2 separate regions of the Homo sapiens genome follow, and region 1 is linked to region 2. A link is a contact called in ENCODE Hi-C or POLR2A ChIA-PET data. All regions are on one chromosome and are shown on one strand. Each heading gives the region's core, a stretch centred on a gene start or an enhancer-like site at or near the end of the contact. The rest is flanking DNA. Distances are from core to core; before and after follow the strand shown. Region 1 holds the start of SLC38A5 (solute carrier family 38 member 5). Region 2 holds the start of SSX1 (SSX family member 1).

Evidence for each region. Hi-C counts contacts between places; a loop is a spot of excess contacts on that map. ChIA-PET counts read pairs that join two places held with the same protein, here RNA polymerase II (POLR2A). Pooled maps may share reads with other maps.
Region 1: a map of K562 shows a loop between it and region 2 (4-fold over the local background). The contact joins the promoter of SLC38A5 here to the promoter of SSX1 in region 2. A Hi-C loop is called at or near these places in 1 of 168 maps with a recorded cell type or tissue (K562) and 1 of 50 pooled maps. POLR2A ChIA-PET finds 5 or more read pairs at or near these places in 1 of 52 experiments (A549).

What each region holds. Positions count from the first base shown.
Region 1 is chrX:48,469,010-48,472,627 of GRCh38, forward strand. SLC38A5 (solute carrier family 38 member 5) reads right to left here and starts at 1,251. Exons shown (of 17, transcript NM_033518.4): 1 at 1,173-1,251; 2 at 326-427.
Region 2 is chrX:48,251,376-48,257,087 of GRCh38, forward strand. It overlaps SSX1 (SSX family member 1), which reads left to right and starts at 4,017. Exons shown (of 8, transcript NM_005635.4): 1 at 4,017-4,057.

The DNA of each region.
Region 1 (3,618 bases), core at 1-2,500, 210 kb after region 2:
CTCAGAAACCCCCATTCAAGGTCCCCATTAGAGCTCAAACTGGCTCAGGAAATCCTTTTCCCAAGTCCTGAATCCCGTTCCTGGGACAGGGAGGGTCTCAAGGAGTCCCATCCCCCACCACCAGCACCCTCCGGAGCCTCCCACCCACACCTGAATTCACTTCCTGGGATCAGGGTACAAAAAGGACCTCCCCATACACGCCATTCCATTCCCCACTAGTGCTAAAATGTCTCCAAGGAACCCCGAGCCCCCTCCCAGGACCCCTACTCATATCTCAGGCCCCCAGGAACACCATCCCCGCAGCCCACGCTCCCTCCTCACCTACCTGCTCCTCTCAGCTCCTGAAGTGGCCGCAACTCAGACTCAGGTTCGGGCACCCTCTCGGCTGCCTAGGCTCCTGCTCTGGAGCGGTACTTTTTTTTTTTTCCTGAGAAGAAATGTTAATTTTAATTTCGTTTCCCTCCTTCTGGCCCTGGGCGGGGGAAGAGGTGGAGAAGGGGCGCCCCCTATCTGGACCCACTTGGAGGGAGACAGCGGTTTGTTTGTGTGTTGATGGTGGGGGAAATGGCCTGAAAGATTGAGGGTGTAGACCCACAGCTAGAGAGAGTGACAGGCAGACAGAGGGGATGGACTCACAGAGCAGACGGACAGCAGGATGGGATGGATGGCAGAAAAAGGTGCAGAGAGGAGACAGAGAGAGAGTAGGAGAACTGAAGTTACAAAGAAAGCAGGCATGAGAAACAGCACAGGAACAGACAGACCACAGAAGGGACAGAAAGACAGATGGGCGGGAGGAGGGGATGCTAGGGGAGCTTGGAAGACAGGCAGAGACAGGGAGAAAGGGACACACAGGCAGACTCAGAAACAAACAGGTGGGTAGGGATAGGCTCGTGGAAACACCTGCAGAAAGGCAACAGGCAATTGGGCTCAGTCATAGACAGGAGACACAGGCTGGCCAAGAGGTGGGGGACAGAGCCAGACAGCTCCCCAAACAGAGGGTAGGACCAGACACACCAGCTCAGAGAGATGAAGGGGCAGAGAGAGTGGTTGAGGCAGAGAGACTCCTGGAGGGACAGGAGAAAAGAGGCAGAGAGAGGCAGATTCAGGCAGAGAGGCCTGGGGACAGCAGGGGAACAGGTGCAGGGGTAGTAGCCAGGCTATTCCAGGCAGACCTCAGGCAGACAGCCTAGGCACGAGAGGACCCTAGATCTTGGGGGCCCCCAGAGGGAGGCAGGGAGGGCATTTGTGGCTGGGTGGGGAATGTGGACTGTGAACTCACACTGTCCGCAAACTGGGCGGGCACTGTAGTCCTGGACCCCACCCCAAGCGTGGGGTGGGGCTTGTCCAAGCCCTGAGAAGTCCCACTATCTGTCTGTCCGTCTGTCTTCTATGGGAGTCCGTCTGTTCACTCCCCTCCAGGCATATGACAGGCATGCCTGTCCCAGGCAAGCCACGTGTCCGCTACAGGATGTCAGGCAGGGTGGACTTGGGGTCTGGGACCACCTCGACTGGGCTGCTTGAAGCCCAGGTGGACAAGAGGCCTCTGTCTGGGCCCCTCGCCCGCCTGCCCACCCCCGACAGGGAACACAGAATTCCCGGAAAGGCCAGGAGCTGGCTGGGGCTTCAAAGCTGGCCTAGATGCCCTCACCCCACCCACAGTTGGAGGAGGACAAGGGATGGGGCGTTTACTTCCCCACAGCGGGAGAGAGACTCCTGCACACTCAGGAATCGCAGCTACACAACAGGACCCATCACAGCCCCATCAAGGGGCTCAGATACGGGGGCCAACTCGCCATCACTCACAGAGGTGCACAAAGACTCACAGCCACACAAGAGAATAAAGACTGACAGACATGAACACACACAGACTCACCACTGCACGTTAAGAGCAATGGCTCATGGGACAGTCACACACGTGGCCACACAGAGTGACGATAGTCTTACAGCTATCAATACCGACAGGCTCAGAGCCGCTCACAGAGAGCACAGACTAACACAGGGATAGGCTTGTGCCGATTTCCAGACACTCGAGACTCCTGAACCTCACCGCCCGTGGACCCACAGCCATGCCAAAGACAATCAACAGGCAAATCACACACACAGATTCACAGCCACACACAGAGCACACAATTACACACAGCTGATGACATTGTGTGTGGGTCCTGGGTCTTTCCCACACACACGATCCAGGTTCAGATGGCCCTGGATCTGAACCTGAATCCAGGTTCAGATGACCCTGGAGGCAAACTTCCAGGTTCAAGCCCTAAAATGATATCTCTGTGTATGTGAACTTGAATGTGCACTTGTGACCACATGTAACCACATACAGCTCCAGTCACAGAGAGAGGCACTCATAGGCTGACATGATTTTTGTACAAACAGAAAAGCCATAGTCTCCTTCTCTCTCTCTCTCCTCTCTCTCTCTCTCTCACACACACACACACACACAACTGCATTTCAGCAAATGGCTGCACACAGCCGTGTACACACACAGCTAGTCACAAATCAAGTCAGAAAAGAAACATATAGGGAAAGCATATACCTGCACACAAACACAAAGCACAGGAATGCAGAGTACGCTTACTATCGTTGCAAAGAAAAAATCCAGAAACCACACTGAAAGCTACACAAGGAAAAAACAAGAGAACCAGATAGTACTCATACCATGGCACCAGAAGAAACACCCCGAGGGCACACATACCTGCAGCCACTCGCTAAGAAGAGACACAAATACAGCAGCAGACACACAAAGAAAGATACGTGCGCATAGATACACATATAGGAGGGACAAGTACTCTGACACACTTGTCACCCACGACCATTACAAAGGAGACAAACACCCAAGCAACACACACACACAACAACATATAGATGAACTGCACCGACAGACAGTACCAATGCACACGGTTGCCAAAAAAAAAAAAAAAAAAAAGGTATGAGTTGGGCCGGGTGCAGTGGTTCATGCCTGTAATCCCAGCACTTTGGGAGGCCAAGGTGAGTGAATCATGAGGTCAGTAGTTCGAGACCAGCCTGGCCAACGTGGCGAAACCCCGTCTCTACTAAAAATACAAAAAAAATTAGCTGGGCGTGGTGGCGGGTTCCTGTAATCCCAGCTACTCGGGAGGCTGAGGCAAGAGAATTGCTTGAACCTGGAAGGCGGAGGTTGCAGTGAGCCAAGATCGCGCCACTGCACTCCGGCCCAAGCGACAGAGTGAGACTCCATCTCAAAAAAAAAAAAAAAAAAAAGCACAAGTTTGGCAGGCGGCCATAGACAGAACGCAGCACCAGGCAAGTTACATAGGAAGACGCAGGCACAGCTCACATACGTGTGGCTGTGGCTGAGAACGGGCAGGTGAGATACACTCAGCATATTCACACACACGTGCGCACACACTCCTGCCCAACCTCCTCCAGCCTCTGTCTCCTTTCCTATCTACTCTGATTTCTCTCTCCCCTCATACCCCTCCCCCACCCAGAGCCATTACACATCTGTGCTACCAGCTGGCCAGGGAAAGAGACACCTGTCACTAGAGGCTTTGACCCAGATGGCTAAAGGTCGGGGGGTGGGGGGGATGCAGGTATCCATATTTCAAGTCTGAAGTGTCCCGTCCAAATAAC
Region 2 (5,712 bases), core at 2,767-5,266:
ACTGTTAAACAAAAAGGATCCAGGGAAATTCTAAGCCTATCAAGATTGCAAAAGACACTAAAATTAGGAGAGGCACTGTCAGGAAGGTATCCTCTAGAGAGAAAGTCAAGAATGTGGCCATGTTTGCTAGTGCTGAAGAGATTAGGCACGTGACTCAAGGAGCTCTTCCACTATGCTCAGCCATAGCCAGTCTAGAAATGATATTATCTGGGAAGATACACATAGGACCTGCTGGTCTAAAGGTGTGAATCACTATGACATACATTCTGAGAGGAGGGCGATGGGAGAGGGGAGAGCTTCAAGCTACAGAGGATTATTCTGAGTCCTTGAAACCAAATGGAATTTGTCCTGCTAGATTTCAAAATGGTTGGAAGTGGCAACTCCTTCCTTCCATTTTCTCCCATTTGAAATAGAAATATCTGTAACTATTATCCTACATCTGTCTCGCCACTTTATTTTTGGAATAAATAACTTGCTTTCTAGTGTCACAAATTCACGGCAGGAGAATTTTGCCCCAGGATGTTTCATAACCAGAGTCTCATCCATATCTGTTTTAGATGAGGAGATTTGGTACTTTTGAGCTGATCTTATATGGATAAGATGTTGGACTTCAGCTAATGTTGCACGGTTTGAGACATTTGAGGATTTGGGGATGGGGTGCATGTATTTTGCATGTGGGAGAGATGTGAATACTTGGGGGCCAGAGGGCAGGCTGTGGTAGACTGAACAACGCCCCTCCAAAAGATAGCAACATAGTAACACCTGGAACCTGTGAGTGTTAGCTTACAACAAAAAAAGTAATTATGTTGGCCAGGTGTGGTGGCTCACGCCTATAATCCCAGCACTTTGGGAGGCCGAGGCGGGTGGGTCACGAGGTCAGGAGTTCAAGACCAGCCTGGCCAAGATGGTGAAACCCCGTCTCTGCTAAAAAAAATATAAAAATTAGCTGGGTATGGTGGCGGGCACCTGTAATCCCAGCTATGCAGGAGCCTGAGGCAAAGAATTGCTTGAACCCGGGAGGCAGAAGTTGCAGTGAGCCAAGATCATGCCACTGTACTCTCGCCTGGTCAACAGAGTGAGACTCCGTCTCGAAAAAAAAAAAGTAATTATGTTAAAGCTCTTGAGATGGGGAGATTCTCCTGGATTGTCTGGATTATCTGGGTGGGCCCTAAATGTAATAATGAGTGTCCTTATCAGATTAAGGCAGGGAGATCTGACACAGACAGAAGAGAAGAAGGCAGTAAGCCTGCCATGGTTTGAACGTCCCCACCAAAACTTGTGTTGAAATTTAATTGCCATTGTTAACAATATTAAGAGGTGGGGCTGTTAGGAAGTGATTAATGCCATTATCATAAGAGTGGATTAGTTATCACGAGATTGGGTTTGTTATAAAAGGGAGCTTAGTCACATTTTCTCTGTCTGTCTCCTGCACTTGCTTTTGCCTTTCATCCTTCCATCATGACACAACCCTCACCAGATGCCAGCGCCATGTTCTTGGACTCCTAGCCTCTAGAACTGTATACCAAATGAACTTCTATCCTTTATAAATTACCCAGTTTGTGGTATTCCATTATAGTAACAGAAAACAAACGAAGGCAATGACCATGGAGGTAGAGATTAGAGTGATGCAGCCATATATTAGTCCCTTCTCACACTGCTATAAAGAGCTGCCCGAGACTGGGTAATTTATAAAAGAAAGAGATTTAACTGACTCACAGTTCTGCATGGCTGGGGAGGCCTCAGGAAACAATCATGGCCAAAGGTGAAGAGGAAGCAAAGACTTTCTTCGCATGGTAGCAGGAGACAGAAATGCAAGCAGGGGAAATGCCAGACGCTTGTAAAACCATCAGACCTCATGAGAACTCACTGTCACAAAAACAGCATGGGGAAAACCACCCCCGTGGGGATTTGTAATCTGTGGGGATTACAATTCGAGATGAGATTTGGGTGGGGACACAGAGCCAATCCATATCAAGCCACAAGCCAAGAAATGCTGGCAATCACGGGAAGCTGGAAGAGGCAAGGAACAGGTTCTCTCCTAGAGCCTCTGGAGGACTACAGCCCTGCTGACAACTTGATTTCAACTCAGTGAAACTGATTTCAGATTTCTGGGCTCCAGAATTGTGAGAGAATAAATTGATGTTGTTTATGCCACAAAGTTTGCGGTAATTTGTTACAGCAGTCAGAGGGAATATGGGGTGATTGTAAGGAGTTATGTAAATTATGTTAAAGAACCTTTGCAGTTGTAAGATGCATTCATTCATTCAACAAGTAGTCGAGGCAATATAGAAGAGTAATTAAAAGCACCGACTTTGAGGCCGGGCGTGGGATGGTTCACTCCTGTAATCCCAGTGCTTTGGGAAGCCAAGGCAGGAGGATTGCTTGAGGCCAGCAGTTCCTTCCAGATCAGCAGGGACAACATAGCAAGACCCCATCTCTAAAAAAAAATTATTTTAATTAAAAATAAATAAATACATAAATAAAAGCACAGACTTTGGACTCAATTCTATCTTGGGGGTGAATCCCAGCTCTGTCACCCACTGACTATGTGACTTTGAGCAGACTGCTTAATTCTCTTGAGCCTCAGTCTCAACATCTGCATACTGGGGATGATAATAGTATTTAACTCCAGAGAAGGTTGTGAAAATTAATGGGAAGATGCACATAAAAGGCTTTGTGCTGGGCTCAAGGGCCATTGCTCTGTTCCTGCCCTAAGAGAGCTTGCTGTAATCCTGGGAGGATCTTAGAGAGATCAGGGCTGTAGGTGGAAAGCCCAGAGAGGAATGGGGACTTGTTGGAGGTACTAGGGATGGGGGTAGGGGAAACTTCTTAGACAAATTGACTTATGAGCTCCCTGATGAACACAGTGGGCCCTAATTACATACTCTTTTTAATACTATTATTATAAATATTATTAATATCAATGGGTAAAATATATTTCTGCTTCTTTGGTCTTTTAGAAAAAAACATATATGGAAGTGTAGAAGTGTTTTTTTTTGTTTAAATTTCTTTTTTAAAAATTTTTTATAGAGATGGGGGTCTCACTATGTATCCCAGATTGTTCTGGAACTCCTGGCCTCAAGTGATCCTTCCACCTCCTGCCTCAGCCTCTCAAAGTGTTGGGATTACAGGCATGAGCCACTGGGACTGGCTCATTGAAATTTTTCTTTCTTTCTCTTTCTCTCTCTCTCTCTTTTTAAAGACAAGATCTCGCTCTGTGGCCCAGGTAGGCAGGAGTAGCCAGATCATGGCTCACTGCAACCTCGTACTCCTGGGCTCAAGCTATCCTCCTACCTCAGCCTCCTGAGTAACGGACTACAGGCACACCACCCCACCTCGCTAATTTTATTTATTTTTTTTGTAGAGAAAAGAGACAGGGTATTGCTCTGTTGCCCAGGGTGGGGTGCAGTGGCATGATCATGGCTCACTGCAACCTCTGCCTCCCAGGTTCAAGTGATCCTCCAGCTGTGGCCTCCCTAAGTGCTGGGATTACAACCGTGAGCCGCCGCACCGGCCCAAATTTCTTACGTCACTACAGAGTTCCTAGGAAAAAATCCCATACCTGAAAAAGATAGAAACTGACAGGAAGGATTTGAGATGATGACCTGCTTCATATACACTCCTTATTAAAACTGGATAACAATGCACCACCGAGGAGGTGGGGAGGGATAGGAAAAATGAAAAGAGAAAATCAGCGCATGCGTACTCTGATTTGGGAAGACTCCAAAGAGAAAATCAGAGCATGCGTACTCTGAACTTGGAGTAGCCAATCCCAGGGGATGCTTTAGGCGGGAAAGTCAGAGTTTCTGCCTCCATTTTGAGAAGGTTCTGTCCCTAGAGCCTAGACTGATAGACCCCACATCAGCTTGGCTTGTCCCGCCTACTGTTCTGACTTCTGATTGGCCAGATGGAGTTCACTAACTGCCCTGATTGGTCCATCATCCTGGAGCAATGACATTGCAGAATATTTTCTCCTCCTCCAGCCACACTTTGTCACCAACTGCTGCCAACTCGCCACCACTGCTGCCGACCTCGCAACCACTGCTTTGTCTCTGAAGTAGGTTCTCTTTAAGGGACACCCTAGATGGGCTAATCGGGGCAGATAGAAAAGGAGGAAGCCTCTGTAGGGCCGTCAAGTGCTTGGGGTTCCGAAAATCTTGAGGACTGAAAGACAACTAATGCCTTTCAGGACGATCATCATGGAGGATCCTCCCGCCTCGGCCTTGGGTCTACAGGCCTGTATTATCCCACCCCTGTTTTTTTTTTTTTTTTTTTAGTAGAGACGGGGATTTGTTATGTTGACCAGGCTGGCCTCAACCGCCTGGGCTCAAGCAATCCTCCCGCCTTGGCCTCGGGACTACAGGCACGAACCACCCCACCCTCACTAATTTTTTTTATTTTTTATTTTTTTAGTACAGACGGTTTTGCTATGTTGGCCAGGCTGGCCTCTGCCGCCTGGGCTTAAGCAATCCTTCCGCCTCGGCCCTGGGACTACAGAAGTGCACCATCCTGCCCATGCTTTTTTTTTTTTTTTTTTTAGTAGAAACCAGGTTTCACTATGTTGGCCAGGCTGGCCTCAACCTCCTGGGCTCAAGCGATCCTCACACCTTGGCCTCAGGACTACAGATGTGTGCCATTCCGCCCCTGCTAGTTTTGTTGTTGTTGTTCTTTTTAGTAGAGACAGGGTTTCCTTATGTTGGCCGAACTGGGCTTGACCTCCTCGGCTCAAGTGATCCTCCCACCTCGGCCTCGGAACTACAGGCAAGAACCACCTCGCTGATGTTATTATTTTTGTTGTTATTATTAGTAGTAGAAATGGGGTTTTGCTATGTTGGCCAGGCTGGCCTCAACCTCCTGGGCTCAAGAGATCCTCTTGCCTCGGCCTCGGAACTACAGGCGAGCACCACCCCGCCCCCACTAATACTTTTTATTTTATTTTATTTTTTTTAGTAGAGGGTTTTTCTAGGTTGGCTAGGCTGGTATCAACCTCGTGGGCTCAAGCGATCCGCCCCCCCTTGGCCAAAGAGCTGAGATGTTATAGGCCTGTGCCACCGCCCCCAGCTAATTTTTTGTGTGGTTGTTTTTTTTTTTTTTTTTTTTTTTTTGTAGAGATGAGGGGTTTGCTATGTTTCCCAGGCTGGTCTCAACCTCCTGGGCTCAAGAGATCTGCACGCCTCGGCCTCCCAAAATGCTGGGATTACAGGCATGAGCCACTGCGCCTGGCCGATTGCTGCAAATTGAAACACCCCACATTTTCTCTAAGTGATGGCAGGCTCTTGTAATCTCAGAGATTCTAGCTCTCTTCCTTCTAATAATTTACAAATAACCCAGTAATAGCTTCTAAATCTGTTCATATTAGTGAAGGTCATTTCTCTTCAACAGAACAGAACCCCCCCATCCCTCTGCCTGATCAGATCCATCACCAGAAAGACCACGTTATGTCTGGGACTCACTTCCCTCCCTTTATTTATTGAGTGGGGGTGTCAGAACGCCCCCATTCAATAAAATTACACAGTCACGTCCCTGCCTCCCCAGCAAGGGTCTGTACATCTTTCAGGGTAAGCCTAGCCCCAGGGAAACTACTAACAACACTAGCCAACCCCCTCCCAAAGACTCAAGGCTGCTAGGAAACCTGTCATCCCCAAGCAATACTTCTCCCAGAGACTCCAGGCTCCCTGTTTTCATCTGACTTCTCTCCATGTCCTTACCCAT